Linked DNA regions of Mus musculus: regions 1 and 3 are each linked to region 2. The links are chromatin loops, found by intact Hi-C in ENCODE. Cell type or tissue: left cerebral cortex. All regions are shown on one strand. Each heading gives the region's core, and the rest is flanking DNA. Links, peaks and the distances in the headings are about the cores only.

Region 1 (7,209 bases), core at 1,079-6,078, 110 kb before region 2:
TGTCACCCTGCCTGGCAACTCCTGCCCAAAACAGCACTTGCATGGAGAGGAGACAGCTGGGCCATGCACCCATGGCCCCATCCCCTGGGAGGGACCCTCTGACTATTATTGCACGATCCTGGGGAGGGAGTGCCCAGGGGTTGGGCAGATACCCATGGGCTTGGCCCCAGCCATGGTGGCGGTAGGGAGTGTGTGCCTGTGAGCAAAGGCCTCTAGGGGGTCCAGTACTTTCTACTCTACAGAATGCAGGAAAGAGAGTGGTCCAGATAAGGGGTGGTGGTAGAACTGGCCAACAGAAGTAAAAGCAGGCCCAAGAGCAAAGGAGGTACCAGGAGGCCCCCTGCTGGTGAGCTTGAGTCATGACAGGTTGGGCCACATCAGAATCGGTGCTGTGGGCAAGGGCCCCCAGCAGCAGAGGTTCCATTTAAGGGACGGTGTTAGACACGAGGAAGGACGAGGGGGAAAGGGCAGAGCTCTGACTGGCATGGGGGACTCAAAGGGTCTGAAAACAAGAGTGCCTCTGTGCAAACAGAATCATACTTACAGTGAGGTGCAAATAAGCCAAGTGTAAGTAGAGGACACTTTCCAGCGCCTCGGACAGTCCCTCCCGTGTAAGCCCCACTAAGGCCCAGTGGTCCTCATCACCCCAATCATGTCACTGTCGAATGTGCCCCAGCGCCCAGCAGAGAAGCTCAGAGACGCCCTCAGCCCGCAGCTCTGAGTAAGGACAGCTCGGGTGGTGGCCAGAGCACCGAGGCTAGCGGGAGAACCGTGGCGCTGCCGTGGGCAGCTCTGCTATGGGTCACGGGTCTGTTTCCCAGCCACAGGCCTGCTGTCCTCTGATACAGGGGCCCAGTCACGGCCACGGAAGGCTCAGCTCCCTCCTTTCCTGCTGGGACCACAGTGGAGCCAGTGGCTCTTTGGTTAGAAATGATGATCAAGGATGGAGAGTTGGTCTGGATGAGGAGGGGCTGGAGGGAAGGAGGGCCTTGAGGAGCCCTGGTTCCACTATGGGAGAGCCTGGATCTAGAGATGGGGCGGGGCCTGCCTCAGCAGCCCAGCCGTCCGCCAAATGGATGGATTGGGAAGGCAGTTCTGTAGGAGAGGACCCTTCCCAGGAGGCAGGGGCAAGCCGTGCTGCAGTGGGGGCTGTGGGCCCAGCTGCCATGCGGAGGAAGGGGGCAGAGCCAATCCAGGTCAGGAGACAAGAGGAGCGCCCAGCCCCCACTCTCGTGGGAGAGTCTGTGGGACACCCACTAGCCTGGCTCTACTGTCCTTTGGGGATGAAAGGCTCTCCCTCCCCAGGCTCAGGGTGGGGGCCTGGGTCACTGAGGCAGCGTTGTATTCTCTGGGAGCTGGGGCTGTCACTTGATCCAGGGGTGAAGACGTCGTCGGTGCCTGGGGATGAGGGCTCCTTGCTCCGAATCATGATGATGCCGTCCTCATCTTCCTCCTCCTCCTCCGGAGTCACCCTGGGACCCCGGTTTAGCCCTAGGACCTTGCCCTTCAACTCCTCGTTCACCAGGTCCACAGACTCAGGGGACTGTGGGGAGGCCGGGTCAATGGTGATGACAGGCAGGTCTGCCTTGGGTTCATAGGCCAGTGGGTCTGTGGATTGAGAGCATAGACAGGTTCTGTCCCTGAGCCCTGATGGGATGGCCACACCTCAACAGCCCTCAGCCTGTGCTAGTGTCCCTCAGACCTTCCAATGAAGGCAATCATGTCTCTGGGATCCACAGTTTCCTGAGTGACCGCTCTGTTACCAGATGCTCTTCCCCCTGGACAAGGACTCCCACTGCCTCTCCATCCCTGCCATGGTGCTCTGTGTCACAGCTCCATCACAGTCCCCATCCTGAACCCAGGCAGTCCCTTTGTGCCCGGGTTTGACAGGTAGGCTATGCTGCCCTCTCTGTTAACACACCCAGCCCTCTAGATACAAATGAAGCTCCTGGGGAAAAACTAACTTCCCGTTGCCTCTCTGAGGCCTGTCCCGCCTGAGGGCCCTTCTTTAGCTCTTTACCTGAGCCTATGCGGGCCCGAGACAGGGTGGGCGAGTCCAGCTTGTGGGCCGGTACTGTCAGGTAGTTGGTGATCTGACAGAGAGAGAGGACAGGTTGAGTGGACGGTGGGCTGGCAGAAGTCCTCTGCCAGACACGCAGGCAGCAGGCTCTCACTGAGAGTGTGCTGGCCACCCACACCGGCGCTTCAGGGCCTTCCAGGGCCTTGTCCCAGGCTCCCAGAAAGCCGTGCTAGCTTTCTGAGAATCTCAGACACATCGATTCTTCTCTAGCTTTGCCTCCACCCCACACCTGATCCCCAAGGTTTCAGATTAAAACAAAAATAGAACAATAACAATAAAAACAAAAACCAACCCAGGCAGCATACCTAAGTCCTGTGCACCCTGGGTGTCGCAAACCCAGCGCACCGAGACTGAGCTCAGCGCCTTGCTTTTCAGCACACGGTGCTCCTTCTTGGCCACGCTGGACCTCTACCTCCCCAGTGGCCCCACTTCAAACTGGTAACCCAGTCACCACGTCTTACTAGTGTCCCTTCCTGTGTCCCTCACGCTCACTCCTTTCTCTTTCCCCGACAGTCACTCCTCTAGGATAAAGCCCAAACTCTTACCCCGTTAACAAACCTCCCTGTCTGTTTCTAAAGTAGCTCGGTGCGTGCCCGAAGAGGAGCTGGACAGAGCCCGGCAACGCACCTTCTGCTCCAGCTGCCGGGCCTTCTGCCTCCGGAGCAGCATCTGGTTCCAGGCTTCCTCGTAGGGGTCGGCCACCAGCGTGTGTCTGTTATAGGACCGCAGCTGAGGGGGGAACAGCCATCAGAGCAGGAGAGGGCTCAGAATCCAGGCTGGGAGGCCAGAGCCAGAGAGGCTCTGGCGGTGTGGGAGGCAGGAGAAGGGCGGAGGAGGTGCCGAGGGTGCACACAGGAGAGAAGCTAAGGAGGGCCAGGCTGAGACGGGACCTCACCCGTTGCCGGGTTTTCTGCAGATTGCTCCTCAAGATTTTGCGGATCTCTTCCTCCTTGTCCTTGGACAGTGCTGGCAAGATGCGGTCTGAAGTCACAGCCTTGGGGTGGATGTTCCTGGGACAACAGAACACAGGTTAGGTCTCTCTTTGACAGCACAAGGCCATGCTGGGGTCAAAAGCCCAGGGGTGGGTTGCCAATGTCCCAAGTCCTTAGAATGGCCGCAAGGACCTCAAGCCCAACTTGACCAGCTAGGCAACAGCGTAGCCCTGGAGTCCATCTCAGGCTAGGCTGAGGGAGCTAGCATGGGGTAGAGATGCTGCCCAGATCTGCCAGTGGTACTCACTGCATAGAGACAGTGGAGACAGCAGATGGGATCTTGCCCATGCCTCCGCTCTCCACCAGCTCAATGGCCTGCTTCATCTCCATCTTGTGGTAGAAGGCAATGAGCTGGGGCTCTTTGGAGCGCTCTCCTGCTATCAGGCACTTCTTCACATACTTCTTATTAAAACGGTTGAGCCTGTGGGACGAGGGAGACGGAGGGGGCTAGTTCCTAGGCACGAGGACGTTCCCCAAGGACCCTTAAATGTCCTTCCCACCCTCCTGCCCACCAGACCTTCACCTACTTGTCCTTCCAGTGATGGTGGCCATAATGACCACAGATGTCCTCGATGCCTGTCAGAAGGTGGTCCAGGAACTGAAATGGGCCCAGGGCCAGGTCAAGCCTTACTGCTGGCCTCCTTCCCCACTCCACCCACCTTTTCCCCAACTATGGCTCCGCTTAGCCTGCCCCCTACAGTTCCAGGAAGAGCCAGGAGGTGGCGCCTTCCCGTTACTCCTCCTGAAGCCCAGGCCACACTCTGGTGAGTCCCCTTCTCAGAACCCACTTGAACCTAATGACAGAGCCTCCTGGGCTCCCAAGCGCTCACACCACACTGTCCCTTCAGCTAGAGCCTGGAAGGGGGCCCAAGGGGCCAAGACAACCTGGCACTGAGATAAGGGAAGGCGGGCTTAAGGCCCAGCTCTGCCTCGGCTCCACAAACCTCTGCAACCCAAGGCCCAGCCCAGCCCCCGGTACCTGTGTGTGGATCTCCTCGTTGATGGAGCGCTTTGTTTCTTGCTTTTTCTTCACGGCCAACAGGTCGACCAGGGGCCGAATGGTCATGCCCTGGAGGGCAGGTGGGTGTCAGACAATCTGGTTCTGCTCTCCTGACAGAGAGGTGGAGGAACCACCCTTCTCCTCGAAGGCCCCCCACCCCCAGGCAAGGAGGGTCTCCCCTTTGAGGTTCTCAGTCTCCCTACCTCAGCATGCAAAGCAAGGCAGGCCTTTAAAGGCCACTTCTTCCTGATAGGTCAGCCAGTGGACCAAGCCTCACTGCTGGGGTCAGGCCCTGTAGACGGAGCCCCTCTGCCCTGCCTCCGTCAGACTCTCCACGATTGACTAGTATCTGTGCCTCAGTATCTGCACTATCCCTGAGAGATGCTCCCAGCCTCACTGCTGGGGTCAGGCCCTGTAGACGGAGCCCCTCTGCCCTGCCTCCGTCAGACTCTCCACGATTGACTAGTATCTGTGCCTCAGTATCTGCACTATCCCTGAGAGATGCTCCCATTTTACAGCTGTGGAAACTGAGTGGCAGCGGGGCTGAGTGATTCCCTATGGCCCCACAGAAGCAGCAGACCCCGAGTCAGGCTGGCTGGGTCACCGTGATGGTACTGTCACCCATGGAACACCCACAGCAAAGCTGAGGGGAAGCAGGGTTTCTGAGGATAGCGCAGGAGGGCATGGAGGAGCTCTCTCCTGCAAAAGGACAGGAACTGCACCCCCTTCCAAGAGGTCTCCCCATGTCTTTTCTCATGAGAAGGCAGAGGTGTGTCGCACCTCACACCATGAGTGCTTGTGCCCAGGGTGGGAGGTAGAGGATGGGAGAGAAACAGAGGCCCAACAGCCTCTCACCTGCTCTGGGCCAGTCAGCCGAGGGTCAGCAGTATGCACTATCACACACAGGCCTCCCTCGTGGACAGCTAGAGACAGGGCGGAAGCCTGCTAAGCCTGGGTCATTTAAAGCCCAGAAGTCATGGGCCAGCAGGCTGTAGGGGCTGTAACCAGCTAGCCCCGACTCCTCACTGCAGACAGGCACGCCTTCCCAGGAAACAGCTAGTAGAACGTTAGGCTGAGTCCAGGCCTTCCTGACTCAGGAGACTGTCCGGCCGCCTATGCTGAACTGCTGCAGATGCTAAACCATGATGCCACTCAGCCCTACCATGATGGGGCAGTAGATCTTGGGCCTGCCGGCTGCTACCCACGTCACTCCAGTGGCTCTTACTCAAGTTGGGCAACATTCGTCACTTCATATACTGATTGACTTCTCATTGTCACAGCTGAGAACTGAGGCCTCAAAGGGGGACGGCTTGCCCAAAGTCATGCGGCAAGCTAGTGACAGCATGCCCACAGCCTTTTTTTTTTCTACCACAAAAGTCGGGGCCCCCAGGCAGGGGTCTGCCCACCCCAGGCCCAGCACCTGCACAAAGACGGTGAAAAAGATGACGGTGATGATGGCGGTGAGGAACAGGTCACACATGGGGAAGTGCTTCTTGTCCAGGAGGTAGCCCAGCGAGAAGGCGATGGCCCCTCGCAGGCCCCCATAGGCAATGATGAACTGGTCCTTGGGGGTCAGCTTGACAATGCGGAACTTGTTGATGAACCAGGTCAGGACCAGGACACCTGCCAGGGAGCAGGCGGAGGAGAGGTCAGGCGGTCCAGGAAGCTCCTCCCACTACGTCCAACCGTCCAACCAGCTCACTCGGTTCCTGGGTCCCGCAGCCCAGGAACTCCAGCTCACTCATCCAAAACCTTGGTAGGTCTTTAAAGGGTTCCTCAACCTGCATTTGTTCTGAATATCCCAGAGGCCTTCACGGGGTACAGGTCAAGGGACTGGAGGAAACAATCCTGGTACTGAGTTTGAACTTATTAAAACAGGTGGGAAATAATTACCCTATTGTCTCTACTTTTCTAGAGACTGGGAATTGTTCATAGTGAACCACTGTTTCGAAGTGTAGGCTGTGAGGAGGGATGCAGAGAGTGCTTGCCCTGGATCTGGGCAGTTCACAGCTGAGATCCCAGCACTTGGGAGGCTGAGGCAAAAGAATCACCAAGAGTTCTAGGCCAGCCTGATCTGTATAGTAAGATCCCGTCACAAACAACTAACAACCCTAAACAAACAAACAAACAAACCTTAAAAACTGTGGATGGGGGAACATACGGTGGACCTCTGGCTCCTAAGTGCACGTGTGCGGAAAAGGGAGTAAGATAGAGAATGCAGCAGCGGCCTGGCCATGGAGGCCAGGAGAATCTAGCACAAGGGCAGAGCCCACAGACCCGATTCCATGGGTGACACTAGCCTGGTAGCTTTGGACACGTGCGCCATGACAACAGAACACTTGGCTCAGGGTTCCAGGCTGGGTTGAGGACCTGAGAGCCACCAGGCTTTTGGAGAGTCTAGAGGCCCTTCACCATAACTTTCTGCGACAGTGTCTGCGGAGCCTCCACGTGAGCAGGAGGCAGGCATGCGGCTTCTCCCTAATGCTCTCAAATGGTGTCAGCGTTGCAGAGAAGCAATGGGAGCACCCAGAGCCATTCAGAAGGGACAGGGACAGGGACATACTGCACTCTACATATCTCACCAGCCCCTCCATATGCTATACTACAGACACCCCGACACACTGTACTAGACACCCGCACTTAGTTCCTCCACACACTGTACTATAGAGACCCCACAGGCCAGCCCCTCAATACACCGTAGTGGGCACTCAGCCTATCCTCTCTACATATGATATGATACCATACAATACAGCCCAGCTCTTAGACACATTACTACGTAGACACAAACAGTACTACACACAGACACAGTGCAGCTCTTAGAAACATCAACACACTTACAAACCCACAACCTAGCCCCACACTATATTACACATAGCTACTCCATAGCCCAGCTCCTCTCCCTACAGTCACGTGTATACTGTTTCTCTCTCTCTCTCTCTCTCTCTCTCTCTCTCTCTCTCTCTCTCTCTCTCTCTCTCCCTCTCTCTCTCTCTCTCCCCTCCCTGGCCTGGGCCTGGCCCTTACCCAGCACCCGGGCGATGAGGCAGAAGAGCAGGGTGCTGATGACGAAGGTCCAGTTCCACTGGTGGGAGCCGGCCACAGTGGAGACGCCGAGGAAGATGAAGATGAGGGTCTCA
Region 2 (7,209 bases), core at 1,459-6,458:
GAGTGTCCACTGACAGTGCGTGGGAAAGCACTTTATATGCTGTAAAGGGGAGCATTTTCGTTCTGCCCCCCACAGGTCCCTGGCAGATGCTGAAGGTAGGGTGGTTTGCTTGCCTAACCCTAAGCTCTTGGCATTGAGCTTCCCAGGGAACTGTGCATTTCTTAACCCTCTGTTTCCTCCCCCAGGGACACTCAGGCTGTGTCAACTGTCTGGAGTGGAATGAGAAAGGAGAGTAAGTATGACCTGCAGGGGCAAGGGAGGGGCCAGAGCAGCGGAGATGGGCTCCGTTCTGTGCCATCCTAAGCTTATCTCATGACTGTCAATACAGTTTGACTAGTAACTCAAGTATAGATAGAAGCTTGGGTAACATCCAAGCCCTGTTTTACTGTAAGCCAATGTATTGGGAGAATATTGGAGATTCTTAACAAAGTAAAATATAATCTAGTAATATTTATAAGCTAACCTGCAACATCTACTGTCCTTTGAGTTATCTGTGCCCAACTCCTATCCCCTGGGAATGGGGAAGAGGTAGCGGGGACCTTGAGAAGTCAGAGTTCCTAATTCTACCCTCAGCCTGCTGGCGTCTGGTTCCGACGACCAGCACACCATTGTGTGGGACCCACTGCACCACAAGAAGCTGCTGTCCATGCACACAGGACACACAGCAAATATCTTCTCTGTCAAGGTGAGCCAAACAAGCCCCGTGGCAGGCCTGGGCTGTGGGGTGGTTGTATGGTATAGCATGTCCTGTGCTGTGAACATTGGAGAGTGGTCTCTTTTTCTCTGTTCTTCTCAAAACCATGGGCCAACTCAGGATCCATTTATATTTATTAAATCTGTATACATTTGTTAGTGTGGGAGGACACATTTGCCATGCTGTGCATGTATGTCCTCATACATGTGGAGGGCATGAGAACACTGGCATGAGTCAGTTCTTGCCTTTCGCCCTATTCCCAGAACTCCATGGGGGCTTAATCCAGTTCAGCAGATCGGACTCCATTTCTGACCTCCAAGGGCAGACGTGCAAAACATTCATAGATCTTAGAGAAAACAAAAACAAAAACACCTAGCATAGATCTTCTACCTTGGCCTAGGAAATGAATCTTAAAAAAAAAAAAAAAGATTTATTTGTTTGTTTTATTTAAATACACTGTCTCGGGCTGGTGAGATGGCTCAGCAGGTAAGAGCACCCAACTGCTCTTCCAGAGGTCCTGAGTTCAAATCCCAGCAACCACATGGTGGCTCACAACCATCTGTAATGAGATCTGACTCCCTTTTCTGGTGTGTCTGAAGACAGCTACAGTGTATTTACATATAATAAATAAATCTTTAAAAATAAATAAATAAATACATTGTCTCTGTCTTCAGACACACCAGAAGAGGGCATCAGATCCCATTACAGATGGCTGTGAGCCACCATGTGGTTGCTGGGATTTGAACTCAGGACCTCTGGGAGAGCAGTCGGTGCTCTTAACCGCTGAACCATCTCTCCAGCCCCTAGGAAATGAATCTTTTCCCTTGATAAAAGGGAATTTAGCTGAGAGGAGGTGGGGAGGACCCTACAGACCTTGGAGCCCTGTCCCTGTGAGACAAGTCTCCTTTAATTCCAGGCTGGAACCTCTGGTCCTTGGCTGAGCATGACTGTGAACTTCTAGCCCTCCGCTGGGCCTCCTCTGAGTGCTTTACCATAAGCTTATATGGTGCTGAGGGCAGAACCTAGGGCTTCATGGATGCCAGCACTTTACTGCCTACAGTTGACAGTCTTTTCATCCCTGTGCACAGAGGTTAGGTCTTGATCCCAGAGAGCAAACCCAGCCGTGGCTGTTAGGCCTTAGAATTACATGTGGGTCTGGAGAGGAAAGAGCCCCTAATGCGTGGGGTCATTGAAGAAAGTTGTTTTTATTTGCTTTTTTAAGGCAGGGTTTCACTCTGTAGACCAGGCTGCTCTCAAACTCATAGACATCCACCTGCCTCTGCCTCCTGAATGCTAGGATTAAAGGCATGTGCCACCATGTCTGGCCTGAACAGCCTCTGGAGAAGTGTCAGAGGGAGGGGGTCTCTGGGGGGTGTCAGGCAGGGAGTTTGAACCACGAAGAGGTGAGAACCTGGTTCCCATTGACCATCAACCTGGATGGAGATTTGGGAAGTCTGATGCCAGGGGCTTTAGCCCTCAGATTTAACCATAGTTTAATCTGGAAAAAAAGTTTCCTGGTATAATACAATCCCTGGTGTACATGGACATTGTAATTACATTGAAACTCGACTTGGGGTACATGCCATTTCTTCCAAGAGGATGGGTTGGTTCTCGGCTACCTACACTAGCTTAAGGGCCTAAGCAGTGCTCTGACCTGGTCTTAGTCATACAAATAGCATAGGGCTTTTTTAGGCTATTAGCCACCTCTGGTCCTGGTTGCGGGGCCTTGGGGAGGCCCTGGCTGTGAGGGTCATTTAGACTACTAGCCACCTCTTGTCCTGATTGTAGTAGCTTAACATGACCTGGCCCAACAGATAACACAAGATGAAAGAACAGGTTTTACATCTTTGCTTGGAAGGACAATCCTGCATGCTTATCATTCGTTGTTTCTTTGGAGATCTGTGGGTGCAGAGCCTTGGTGCCCCACTCCCAGAAGCAGGGTTTTTGCACTGAGGTGACCTGTCGCTGGGCACATTGGATCTGAAGTGACCTGTGAGGAAAGGGCTTGTCAGCCCTGCCGTTGTATATTTATTTATATCTGTGGGCCCACGAGTGTGCGGCTGTCTCCTTAAGAGCAGTGACTCTACCTGAAACCAGAGCCACCTCAGGGAGCTCTGAGCCTCATCACCCTGAGTTCTGCCTCACTCCCTCTCTCTCACCTCTGCGGGTGAGTGCCTGGGATTGTTCTAGAAGCAGAACAACTGGAGCTTGGTTTGTGGTTCTGATGTGTGGGAAAGACGCTGCAGTACGTCTGTGGTCACCTTCCAAGATTATATTTTGACAGTAGTTGTTCACAACCTTCTAGTGTTTTTAGTGTTAAGATTTTATTTATTTTATGTATATGAGTACACTGTAGCTGTACAGATGGTTGTGAACCTTCATGTGGTTGTTGGGAATTGAATTTAGGACCTCTGCTCTCTCTGGTCGGCCTCGCTTGCTTAATCCCTGCTTGCTCTGGCCCAAAGATTTATTATTATAAATAAAGACAAGTACACTGTACCTGTCTTCAGACACACCAGAAGAGGGTGTCAGATCTCATTACAGATGTTTGTGAGCCACCATGTGGTTGCTAGGATTTGAACTCAGGACCTTCAGAAGAGCAGCCGTCCCTCTTACCTGCTAAGCCATCTCACCAGCCCAGTTTTGGTGGTTTAAATAAAACACCTCTTTTTCTTTTTTGTTTTTGGTGGTGGTGGTAGGTTTTTTGTTTTTGGTTTTGTTTTGTTTGTTTGTTTGTTTGTTTGTTTGTTTGGGATAGGATTTCACTGTGCAACAGTTTTGGCTGTCCTGGAACTTGCTTTGTAAAGACTAAGCTGGCCTTGAACACACAGAGATCTGCTTGGCTCTGCCTCCTGAGTGCTGGGATTAAAGGGGTGCACCACCACCACCCACTAAAAATACATTTTCAGCAATGTATTATGATATAGGTGTGTGATATGGGACGGGGGAATGTGAGGAAGCCAAAGGACAGCTTGGTGGAGTTGATCCTCTCCTTCCTTTTTATGGGACCCCAGGCTTGATTTCAAGTCACCAGGCTTGTGTGGCAAGTGCCATCACCCACTGCACTCTTTCCAGTTTGTTTAAGAAAAGCCTCCTTTTCCATGGACTTAGTGAAAACACTGCCTCTGGGCATTCATCATATTCCGTCCAGGCGCTCCCCCTGGTGGCAGCTGCGGCACATTGCAAGCAAGGCAGCACTGAGGGCTTACTTCACCTATTTTTGCTGTGGCTGGAATCTATGCTGCCTCCAGACAAGAATAAAGATTGAGGCATGCCCCTAAAAATAAGTTTATATATTCCTATTTCTAAGTGACAAAGCAGAAGAGCATTTTTGTTTTCTCTTCCAAATAAAAATCAAAAGGGAGAGCTGGGATATAGCTCTGTGGTAGAGCAGCTGCCTGCCTTTCTCCATGCCAGTATCTGATCTGTCTTCAGTACAGGGAAGGAAGGAGGGGAGATAGACAAACAGACACACACAAAGGGACAGGGAGGGAGAGAGGTTTTCTTCGTGTCATCTGGAATGTTACGTTCTTCACTTGACTGGGGTGATGGTAGTAGTCTTATAGTGGCCAGCCCTTCTCCACAGCCCAACATCTGCACTCTTCCCACTGTTTGCTCTATAAGGAGTATTTGGCTGAACATTTTTTGCCTAGATCCCATTTTCTCTTTTGGATCCTTTGGATCTTTCATAGAATTAGGAGTTTAGGTCAAAAGATGGGAATTGCTTTTTAATCCAAACCTGGATGGCCGGACATGTGGATGAACTGAGATGTAGGTGGGTGGGTGGGTGGGTGGATATATAAAGCCCCAGTCTGGGTTTGAACAGCCTTGCGGTGTTCTGAAACTCAGTGGTTGGTTGCTTGCTCTGCTTTATTTTGGTGCTAGAATTGAACCTAGAACATCAAGGATGTCACACATGTGGTCTGCCAGTAAGCTATGCCCTTAGCCATGACCCTTAAAGGTTTCTCCTTCTCCTATGCTCAGGATTAAACTTTGGTTTTTACACATACTAAGTGGGTGCTCACCTCGAAGAGACACACCCAGCCCCTAATTTGGGAATTCTTAGTAAGGGATAGCGAGAATTATCATCCACTCAGTTCCTATCTGGAGAGGAGTCAGAAAAAAGGGCTCCTTAGGCAGCGCAGCTCGGCGTGCATGGTGACCACTCCGACTGCACGAAGTGCAGATCCTGACTGAACTTCTGTGCTGATCGGCTGCTGCTCGATAGCCAGGCTCACTTTGGTGAGCTCTTACAAACTTAGTGATACGAGAGGGAGAAGGCGCGCTGACACCCAGGCCATTCTCCTTCAGTAGCCAGCTCTCTCCTATCTCCTGCCAATCATTTGATCTCTTGTGAGCAGTTCCTGCCTCATGCTGGAGACCGCATTTTGATCACGGGGGCAGCTGACTCCAAGGTGCACGTCCACGACCTTACGGTAAAGGAGACGATCCACATGTTTGGAGACCACACAAACCGGGTGAAGCGCATTGCCACGGCGCCCATGTGGCCTAACACGTTCTGGAGCGCCGCAGAGGATGGGCTTATCCGGTAAGGATCTCTGCATGAAATTACTGTATGTGCTCCGCTTCAGTGGCTCTGCTGCAATGCTTCCTTCCACCTGGTCTTTCCCCCAGCAGACAGGAAGTGGGTCTCCTCCCTGTTCCAGTGTCCTGTGTGTTTGCCTGTTTGCCCTGTTCCCTTCAGACACGGATGGCATTATTACCCTTCTTTCTTTTTCCCTTTGGGGTACTGGGAGTCAAACTCATGGCCTCTTACATCCCAGATAAATTTTCTACCACTGAGCTAAGTGACAAAACCCCTGTTTGACAGGATGGTTGGATGCTGAGATGGGGCTTGCTCTGGAGCTGGGGTTCAGCTCCTCAGCTACTGGAGTCCTGAGATGCCATGTGTGCCCGACCTCAGTCTGCCCCGCTCTGTTGTTATGAGCGAGGATCCACCCTCTGCTTCCTAAGCAGCTAGGTGTGTGAGCATGCACCATTCATTAAGTAAACTCATTTCAATGCGGTTACAAGCGGGTCTCTGAAGCAAGGCAGAACAAGTCCAGCCCTAGATCTCTCTCAGTGTTAAGTGTAAAAGGCCACCGCACCCCAGAACTTTAGTCTCTGTAAAATAGGAATAATCATGATATCTCCTTTGTTGATCCGAGTATGATAGCTGAAAACGTTCATGCAAAACACACAGTGCTTAATCCGTGGCGTGCTCAGGAGGCGCTTGCTGACTAACAGACCGCCTTGCTGTCAGGCCCAGCTAGCAGAAGCCAAGCAACCTGAGCATCAGCAAGAATCCTGAGGACCGACCTGGGCAGAGCCACAGGCAGCAGAAATATCCCAGCAGTGTGTGAATATGAGCTGGGCTTCAAGAGCAGACAGTTGATGGGCAAGAAGAGACAAGAGTGGATTCCCCACCCGAGTAGGTGCTGTGCAGGCAGGGGGAGTGACATGCAACATGTGAAGCCCTAGATCCAACCCTAGTGCAGAGAGAGGGAAGAGAAAGGCTGTAGTTATAATTGGCCCACATAGAAAGCTGAGGAAGGCGAGGTGTGTGAGACTGGGTCTTAAAGTCAGACTGTGGGGTTTGATAAACTTAACTCAGGCTGTAGGTATCAAGTGGCAGAACGATGTCAGACTATTTTAGGAAGAGTATTGCAGTTAGGATGGCTGAGAAGAACCAGTTAACTATGTGAGGCTTTTGAGCCAGCTAGGCAAGAAGCGGCTGAGTGAATGGGCGGTGCCATGCCCCCTTCTGGAGGATCTGTGTAGTGCAGCAGAACTGTCCCTCAGCCCTAGCAGGACTTGAGGGACTGGCCCTGGCTTTCAGGTAAGCTCAGTTCTCTTGCCTGCATGTAGCCCTTGTTCCCTGAAAGTAGATTAGGATGGACCATCACAAAGCAGGTCCTTGGAGCTTGGAGGTTTTTGTTTGGCTCATTGATTGTTTTTTTTTTTAAAGATTTATTTATTTATTATATGTAAGTACACTGTCGCTATCTTCAGACACCCCAGAAGAGGGCATCAGATCTTATTATGGATGTTTGTGAGTCACCATGTGGTTGTCTAGATTTGAACTCAGGACCTCTGGAAGAGCAATCATTGCTCTTAACCACTGAGCCATCTCTCCAGCCCCTCATTGATTGGTTTTTAAGAAAAGATCTTACGTAAATGAGCTAAATACCTAATAAAAAATGGAAAAAAAAAAAAAAGAAAAAAGAAAAGATCTTACTATGCCTCCTTTCACCTGGTCTTTCCCCCAGCAGACAGGAAGTGGGTCTCCCTCCCTGTTCCAGTGTCCTGTGTGTTTGCCTGTTTGCCCTGTTCCCTTCAGACACGGATGGCATTATTGCCCTTTTTTCTTTTTCCCTTTGGGGTACTGGGAGTCAAACTCATGGCCTCTTACATCCCAGATAAATCCTCAGGTTGTTCTTATCCTCACTATGTAGCACAGGACTTGAAGTCATGATCCTCCTGCCTCAGCCTTCTGAATGCAAGGATTACAAGCG
Region 3 (7,209 bases), core at 1,079-6,078, 140 kb before region 2:
TAATAATAATAGTAATAGTAATCACAAGGCAGGAGTTAGGATTGCCCTCACTGTGAACACCGTGCCGACAAGGTTCCAGGAGATTTTATCATTGGACCAACATAAATAAATGTGGGTTGGGGACTCAAACCCAGGCTGGCTTGAGATCCAGTGCACCTCTCTTCTACCCTTCTCTCTTCTTCTTGCTCTGCTGAGGATGGACCCCTGGAAGCCTCGCACCCCTGAGCCACACTTTCTACCTCCTCTCTCTCTCCCTCAGACTTCTTGCACAGCAGCCAAACCTCTCAGAGCCTCAGTTTACCTGTTTGTGATGGGCACACTAACCTCTGCTCATTTTGCTAAAATGGACCATGAATGCTAAAATGAGTTGTGTTATTAAAGTGTCAGGGGCCAGGAGAGAGAGAGAGAGAGAGCGAGGGAAAATGCTGTGGTGACTTGCCCAAGGTCACCCTGAGCTGGTAGGGGACTAGGTCTCAGCCGCTTAGCCCTGGCTGGGCTCTGTGGTGGCTGAGGGTTAATATGAGGGTGGGAAGCTGTGTGCTGTGTGTGGGTGTGAGCGCCAGCCTTCTTCCCAGAGCCCCTTGGAGGTCAAGAGGAACCCCTGTCACTTCTCATTTTAGGTCTCCATTGTATTAAAAATAAATAAATAAGTGAGAGCTTGCAGAGAGCACGGCGCATTTTAAATGTTTACATCTAGCAAATGAAAGCTTAGAACAGGCACAAAATGTAACGCAGCGTAATTGTGCTATTCACGGGATAATTACAGGATTTATAGAAAATATTAATTCCTCTGCACTGCAGGAGGTGTGGTTGGGTAATGGGACACAAACTCAAAGCTGGAGACAGGCAGTCCGTGCCTCCTCTCTCCGTGTGTGTCTCTGTTACAGAGGCCACAGCTTCCTCTGAGCCCCATTGACCCATTTCCACCCACTCAGAAACCTAGCTGCCTGCATTCCCATGCTACCCCAGGGCCTTTGTACTTACTGCCCTGGGTACTTGAGACATCCCTCCCTCAGAGCCTCATGGCCCAGCCCACCATACCCTACATTTCTATTCAAAGGCGCACTCTCTCTCTTTCTCTTTTTGAGACAGAGTCCCACTATGTAGACCAGGCTATCCTGGAATTTGTTACGTAGACCAGGCTGGCATAAAACTCAGAGACCCGCCTACCTCTGCCTCCTAGATGCTGGGGTTAAAGGCATACATCACACACATGGACAAAGATCTCTTTGAAATAAGTTTTTCGTACTACCCTATTTGAAACTGTAAAGCATATTCCCTCCCCTCCCCTTCCCTCCCCTCCCCTCCCCTTCCCTCCCCTCCCCTCCCCTCCCCTTCCCTTCTCTTCCCTTCCCTTCCCTTCCCTTCCCCTTCCTCTTCTTCTTCTTCTTCCTCTCCCTCTTCCTCCTCTTCCTCTTCCTCCTCTTCCTCTTCTCCTTCTTCTTCTTCTGCCTCCTCCACCACTACTTCTTCTTCTTCTTCTTCTTCTTCTTCTTCTTCTTCTTCTTCTTCTTCTTCTTCTTCTTCTTCTTCTTCTTCTTCTTCTTCTTCTTCTCCTCCTCCTCCTTCTCCTCCTCCTCCTCCTCCTTCTTCTCCTCTTCCTCCTCCTCCTAGATAGTTTTACTGTGCTCCCCTCTCTCCCCTCCCCCAAGCCCTCTGTGTTAAGCCCAGGCCTCAAGCTCACAATTTTCCTGCTTTGTACATTTGCATGTCTAGCTCCGACCCTCCTACCCCCCATCTTTAAGAAATTGTTAGAAATAGAAACTGACGCTGGAGAAAGGTGCTTGCCTCCAAGCCTGACAACCTGAGTTCAAGTCCCATGTCTCACATAGCAGGAGGAGAGAACCAACTCTGAAAACTTGTCCTATGACCTCCACAGCAGTTTGGTGGCACAGGTACCCCTCTTCTCTGCATGCAGAAAATAAGTAAATAAAATGTAATTAAAAAGAAAAAATATCAGATTGTTTAAAAAAAAAGAAAGAAAGAAAAGAAAAAGAATGTGTGGGGGGCTGGAGAGATGTCTCAGGGGCAGGGGGTGGAGAAGTGGCTCAGCAGTTAACACTGTGTACTGTAAAGCCAGGTGTGGTGGTGCACACCTTTAAGCAGGCAGATCTCTGAGTTTGAGGCCAGCCTGGTCTACAGAGCAAGCTCCAGAATAGCCAGGGCTATACAGAGAAACACTGATTCAAAAAAGCAACCAATCAGCCAACACCAAGAAGCCAAGCCAAACATACTTGCTGCTCTTGCAGAGGCCCTGAGATCAGAGTTCCCAGCACCCTATTGGCTGCCTCCTGACATCCTCTTCTGGCCTCTGCAGATACCCGCATATATCCACAGAGAGACATGTAATTAAAAATAAACCGAATTTGGCTGGACAGATGGCTCGGCAGTTAAGAGCACTGGCTGCTATGGTAAAGGTCTCAGGTTTGATTCCTAGAGCTCACACACACAGTGGTTCATAACCATCTGTAACCCCAATTCCAGGGGATCTGATGTGTGATTCTGGCCTCCGCAGGCACCAGGCATTCACATGGTACACAGACATCCATGCAGGAAAAAGTCCTATATAGAACATAAAAGGTTTTTTTTTGTTGTTTTTTGTTTTTTATTTTTATTTTTTTTTTCAGTTTAGATCTAAAGAAAATAAGTCTTTAGCCAGCCATGGTGATACGTGCCTTAGGCAGAGGCAGGCAGAACTCTGAGTTTGAAGCCAACATGGTCTACAGAGAGAGTTCCAAGACAGTCAGGGCTACACAGAGAAACCTTGTCTTGAAAAAAAAAAAGCCTTTAAGAAAATGATAGTATTTGGTGTATGTGTGCATAGGTGCAGGTGTGGAGTCAGAGGACAGTTTCCCACCATCCACCTTGGTTTTGAGGCAGGGCCTCTGGCAGCCTTTTCAGCCATGCTGTGAGCTGCAGGCTGGCTGGCCCCGGAGCTGCTAGCTGATTCGCCTCTCTCTGCCTCCCGTCTTGCCACAGGCATGCTATGGTTGTGGATGTGTGCCACCGAATTTTACGTGGGTTCTGGGGACCTGGCTCGTGCCACTGGGTTTGGGTTGCAAGTGTTTTTACCAGCTGGACTGTTTTCATCTTCTCCTCTGTCTTCCTTAGAGCGTGTGTGCTCGTGAGTGTCCTCGTGTGTGCATGCGTGTGTGTGTGTGTGTGTGTGTGTGTGTGTGTGTGTGTGTGTGTGTGTGTGCCTGTGTGGTGGTTCTAATGAGATGTCCCCTATAGTCTCAGCCTTGTGAATACTTGGTTCCCAGTTGGTGGCACTGTTTGCGGGGAGGCCTAGGGGGCATGCTGGCCTTGGAGGAAGTGACTCTTGTCATTCCCAGTTTGCTCTGTCTGTTTCCTGTTTACAGTTCAATTGTGAGCTTTCCTGTTCTTGGCTCCGTGTCTGGCACCTGCTGCCACAGTCCTCGCCACAATGGACTGTCCTCCCTCTGGAGTCCCTAACCCTAAAGTGTTCCTTCTATAGGTGCCTCGGCTTTTATCACAGCAACAGAAAAGTAACCAAACCGGGTATGGTGGCTCACGCCTTTAATCCCAGCACTTGGGAGGCAGAGGCAGGCAAATTTCTGTTCTTAAGAGGAAAGTACCATTGGGCGTGGGCGTGGTGTCGCACACCTTTAATCCCAGCACTTGGGAGGCAGAGGCAGGCGGATTTCTGAGTTCGAGGCCAGCCTGGTCTACAGAGTGAGCTCCAGGACAGCCAAGGCGACACAGAGAAACCCTGTCTCGAAAACCCAAAAGGAAAGAAAAGAAACCAATACAGTGTGTAAGTGTGCGTACGCGCACCGAGGCCAGAGGGTGACTGGGTGCCTTTCTCAAATGTGCTCCCCCTTATTTTTAAGGCAGGGTCTCTTATTGAACCTTTAGCTTTTCTGTGACTCATCTTCCACGTCTATAAAGTGAGAGCATTGCTGGACTATAAAGGCTACACTGAAGGAACCACTAGCACAGAACCTAGCATACAGTCAGTGCTCAATAAATAGAAAGAGAAGACTGAGTGACAGTGTAGCTCTGTGGCAGAGCACTTGTCTGGCAAGTGAAGAGACCCAGGATTCGTACCCAGTGCCGAAAGAAAAAAGAAAAGGAGAACAGGAAACGAGAAAAGAGACAATGTACACGAGAAAGGTGCAATTTGCCTTTAGCTAGAGCTGGATCAATATAGATGCGCAGTTCCAGAAATAGCCACAGGGTGGCGCCAAGATCCCGGTTGGTGAGGGATTCCGGACGTCATTCTTGGAGGAAGTTTTTAGTTCAAAAGTAGAGACCAAACAAGTAGGTAGCCAGCTCCTGCTAGAGTCAGGGGACAGTCCAGTCACTCCATCCTCTCTCCCCCTCTCAATTTATCTGGTGGGTTTTCTTGTTTATGTTCAAGCATCCGGTCACTGACTTTGTCCTCAGTCTTCCAGTGTTGGGGTCATTTTCTTCTGAGCAGTCCCCATTCCTTCCAGAGGAATGGAAAGTGTGCCAAAGTTAAACGAGACTTCTTTCTGTGGCCTTTTATATGTGTGTCTGAGGCAGGAGGATCTCAAATGGAGTTCAGCTTCAGCTGCATATGAAGATCTTTTTTCAACAAAACAAAACAACTTAGGAGTAGCCAGTGCTCCTAACTGCCTGGCCATCTGGCCATCTCTCTGTGACCCTTTCTTTCTTTTCTTTCCTTTTTTTTTTTTTTTTTTTTTTTTTGAGACAGGGTTTCTCTGTGTAGCCCTGGCTGTCCTGGAACTCACTCTGTAGTCCCGGCTGCCTCTGCCTCCCAAGTGCTAGGATTAAAGGTGTGCGCCACCACACCTGGCTTTCTTTCTTTTCAGTTTTGTGAGACAGAATCTTATGTACCCCAGGCTAGCCTCAAATTCCCTTCTTAGCTGAGGATGACCTCGAACTCCCATGCCTTCTGCTTTGACCTCCAAATTCTGAGATTACAGGTGTGTGTCACGACACCTGTATTAAAACAAACATAATTTCCAATAAGGTTAACTCAAAACCCTTATACAAATAAAACAGTGAGCCCATGCCAAAGACTTTTGTGAATTTGCTCGTTAATAAGGAGCCAGAAAGACAATGTGATAATTTTAAATGTGAACTTGACCTTTCCAATAAGTGTTATTTCTCCTAAAGAGGAGTCGTTTAAATTGTTATCTATCTATCCATCCATGAAAACAAGGTTTCTCCATGTAGTCTTATCTGTCCTAGAACTCACTCTGTAGACCAGGCTGGCTTCGAACTCAGAGATCTGTCTGCCTCTGCCTCCCAAGTGCTGGGATTAAAGGTGTGTGCAACCATCTCCTGGCACATTACGATTTAAAAAAAAAAAAGGTTTTTCTGTGTGTGTGTGTGTGTGTGTGTGTGTGTGTGTTATGTGTAGGAATGTATGACGTGCCAGTGGAGACCAGAAGGGGGCAGGCAGCAGATTCCCTGGAAGTGGAGCTACAGGTAGTGGGAGCTGCCCATAAGTGCTGGGAAACAATTTCTGGTCCTCTCCAGGACTATCCAGTGCTCTTAACAGCTAACCCATCCACCCTCTCTATCCACCATAGGTTTTCCATAAGTTGGTTTTATCCCTACACAGTTATAGAGTCAGCCAACCCAGAGCACACCCCCTCCTCTAGAGAATGAAGCATTGAAGGTCACTAATGTTCAACCTTTCTCCAGGAGAACAGGCACCGGGAGACCTTTTTGCCTGTTGCAAGGCGTATGACTGTTTTATTTTTGCTTTAGGAATAGCCTCACTATGTAGCCTAGGCTGGCCTTGAAATCATGATCCCTCCTGATTTTACCTCCCAAGGGTTGGGATTATAGGCACACACCACAACACCCCCTTCTTTCGTTTGTTGTTTATGTTGGCTGACCCTCAGGAGGGTCAGGATGAATCAAGCACTAGTTATTTTTTAGTGGGACAGGTCATTTGAAGGGAGTCCCCTTCCCCATTCAGGCAACAAACTTTCAATTCTGGCCACAGTCAGTATCAGCCAGCAGGTGGCGCTCTGACAGATGCTCGGCTGTTGCGGTTGGAATTCATGCAGTGGTACCTCGTGAGCCCACCTAAATTTTGACCCTTGCTGACCTCCACGAGTCTGGTTGCATGACTGCAGAATGACGCAGGGCCACGAATCTGACTGATCACGGACTCAGTCATTCTTTTAAGTACCAGAAACATGCAGATGGACGTGTCACATTTTCCGTGTTCTCCGTGCCCTCAGCTCCTGCCTGCGCTTCCCTAGAGAGAGCAGGTGCCCACTCGCTGCAAGTGGCTGAATTCTGTCATCTCACCGTGTTACACACTCCCCCTCCACCTGCCTCCTTGCGGTCTCTCTTTCTGGAAAATTCTCATTGGAGGTTGACTAACAGACTTTAATTCCATAACCTCCCTCAAGCCCTCCTGACTTCACAGGTATTAAGTAGCTTCCTCTCCCCTTCCTCAAGGGCTGTCCAGACTGTGGGAGATGCCCTCACTACATTGGCCCACAACTCACAGACATGGCAATATTGCCTCCTGCCTAGCTTTCCCAGTGCTGGGATTGCAGGCGTGAGCTATCACGTCTGAGGTCAGAAGATGGCTGGAATGTTCCTTGTGTCTCACCATCTGCTTGCCCTGTCCTGTCCTTGAACTTCCTCTGAGCTCCACAGCATGAAAAATTAGCTCCTCGGGATCTGCCCAGCTTCCCAGAGGCTGCAGGAACATCTCAGACTCCACCCACCTCAATTTAGCAGGCAGAGTGTACTGGAGTAAAATGCCTTCCTCAGCCAGCCCAGGGATGGGGGCACCAACAGGGGCAGTGGGCGGCCATCATTGAAGGGCTCTCTAACAGGCCCAATCATGGCAAACATGGCGCTGTCTGCTTTGGCCCTTCCCTCTGCCTTGCTAAACCACGAGATTACATTCCTAAAGCTTGCCCCCAAGGTCTATTCCCTTATTTAGCCACCTATTCATTCTTGAGACTAAACACCAAGGCCCAGCTATCAACATTCATTTTTTGCCTACACCAGCTAAGCTGTCCAATCAGGTCTTAGCACAGACTTCCCCTTCCCTCATTAAAAACTATTTCTGCAGACACACCTGCTACTGCCGTGGTCTGATCCAGAGGCGGCACGCCCCTTGCTTGTCCCTCTGGGGTAATAAACTTCCTTTGTGCTGAGAATTTGGTGTCTGGGTGTGTTCCCTAGCGACTCTAACACACACACACACACACACACACAATC

What was found. A loop is a pair of places that touch in the nucleus more often than their neighbours do. Peaks named below come from ENCODE experiments on the same cell type or tissue, not always from the same donor. Only the 100,000 strongest peaks of a DNase experiment are listed, where the experiment ranks them.
Region 1: it touches region 2 in a loop (2.6-fold over the local background); 17 of 42 quality-filtered maps call a loop at or near these places.
Region 3: a loop joins it to region 2, with 9 times the contacts of the local background. A loop is called at or near these places in 19 of 42 quality-filtered maps.

The regions. Positions count from the first base shown.
Region 1 is chr4:133,416,386-133,423,594 of GRCm38, reverse strand. Slc9a1 (solute carrier family 9 (sodium/hydrogen exchanger), member 1) reads right to left here. Exons shown (of 12, transcript NM_016981.3): 4 at 7,097-7,209; 5 at 5,493-5,695; 6 at 4,052-4,141; 7 at 3,600-3,670; 8 at 3,320-3,493; 9 at 2,976-3,090; 10 at 2,708-2,809; 11 at 2,021-2,093; 12 at 1-1,608. The coding sequence ends at 1,268. Among named protein-coding and RNA genes, the nearest start is that of 1700091J24Rik, 15 kb to the left of the region's middle. In left cerebral cortex, for the core only: a CTCF peak has its summit at 3,784 (motif pointing right); a DNase peak (open chromatin) is centred at 3,784.
Region 2 is chr4:133,306,783-133,313,991 of GRCm38, reverse strand. Wdtc1 (WD and tetratricopeptide repeats 1) reads left to right here. Exons shown (of 16, transcript NM_199306.4): 4 at 186-232; 5 at 574-685; 6 at 5,056-5,243. Among named protein-coding and RNA genes, the nearest start is that of Wdtc1, 29 kb to the left of the region's middle. In left cerebral cortex, for the core only: CTCF peaks have their summits at 3,869 (motif pointing left) and 6,457 (motif pointing left); a DNase peak (open chromatin) is centred at 3,862; H3K27ac peaks cover 452 bases.
Region 3 is chr4:133,448,743-133,455,951 of GRCm38, reverse strand. No RefSeq gene overlaps it. Among named protein-coding and RNA genes, the nearest start is that of Gm42322, 12 kb to the right of the region's middle. In left cerebral cortex, for the core only: CTCF peaks have their summits at 4,193 (motif pointing right) and 5,983 (motif pointing right); DNase peaks (open chromatin) are centred at 4,202 and 6,031.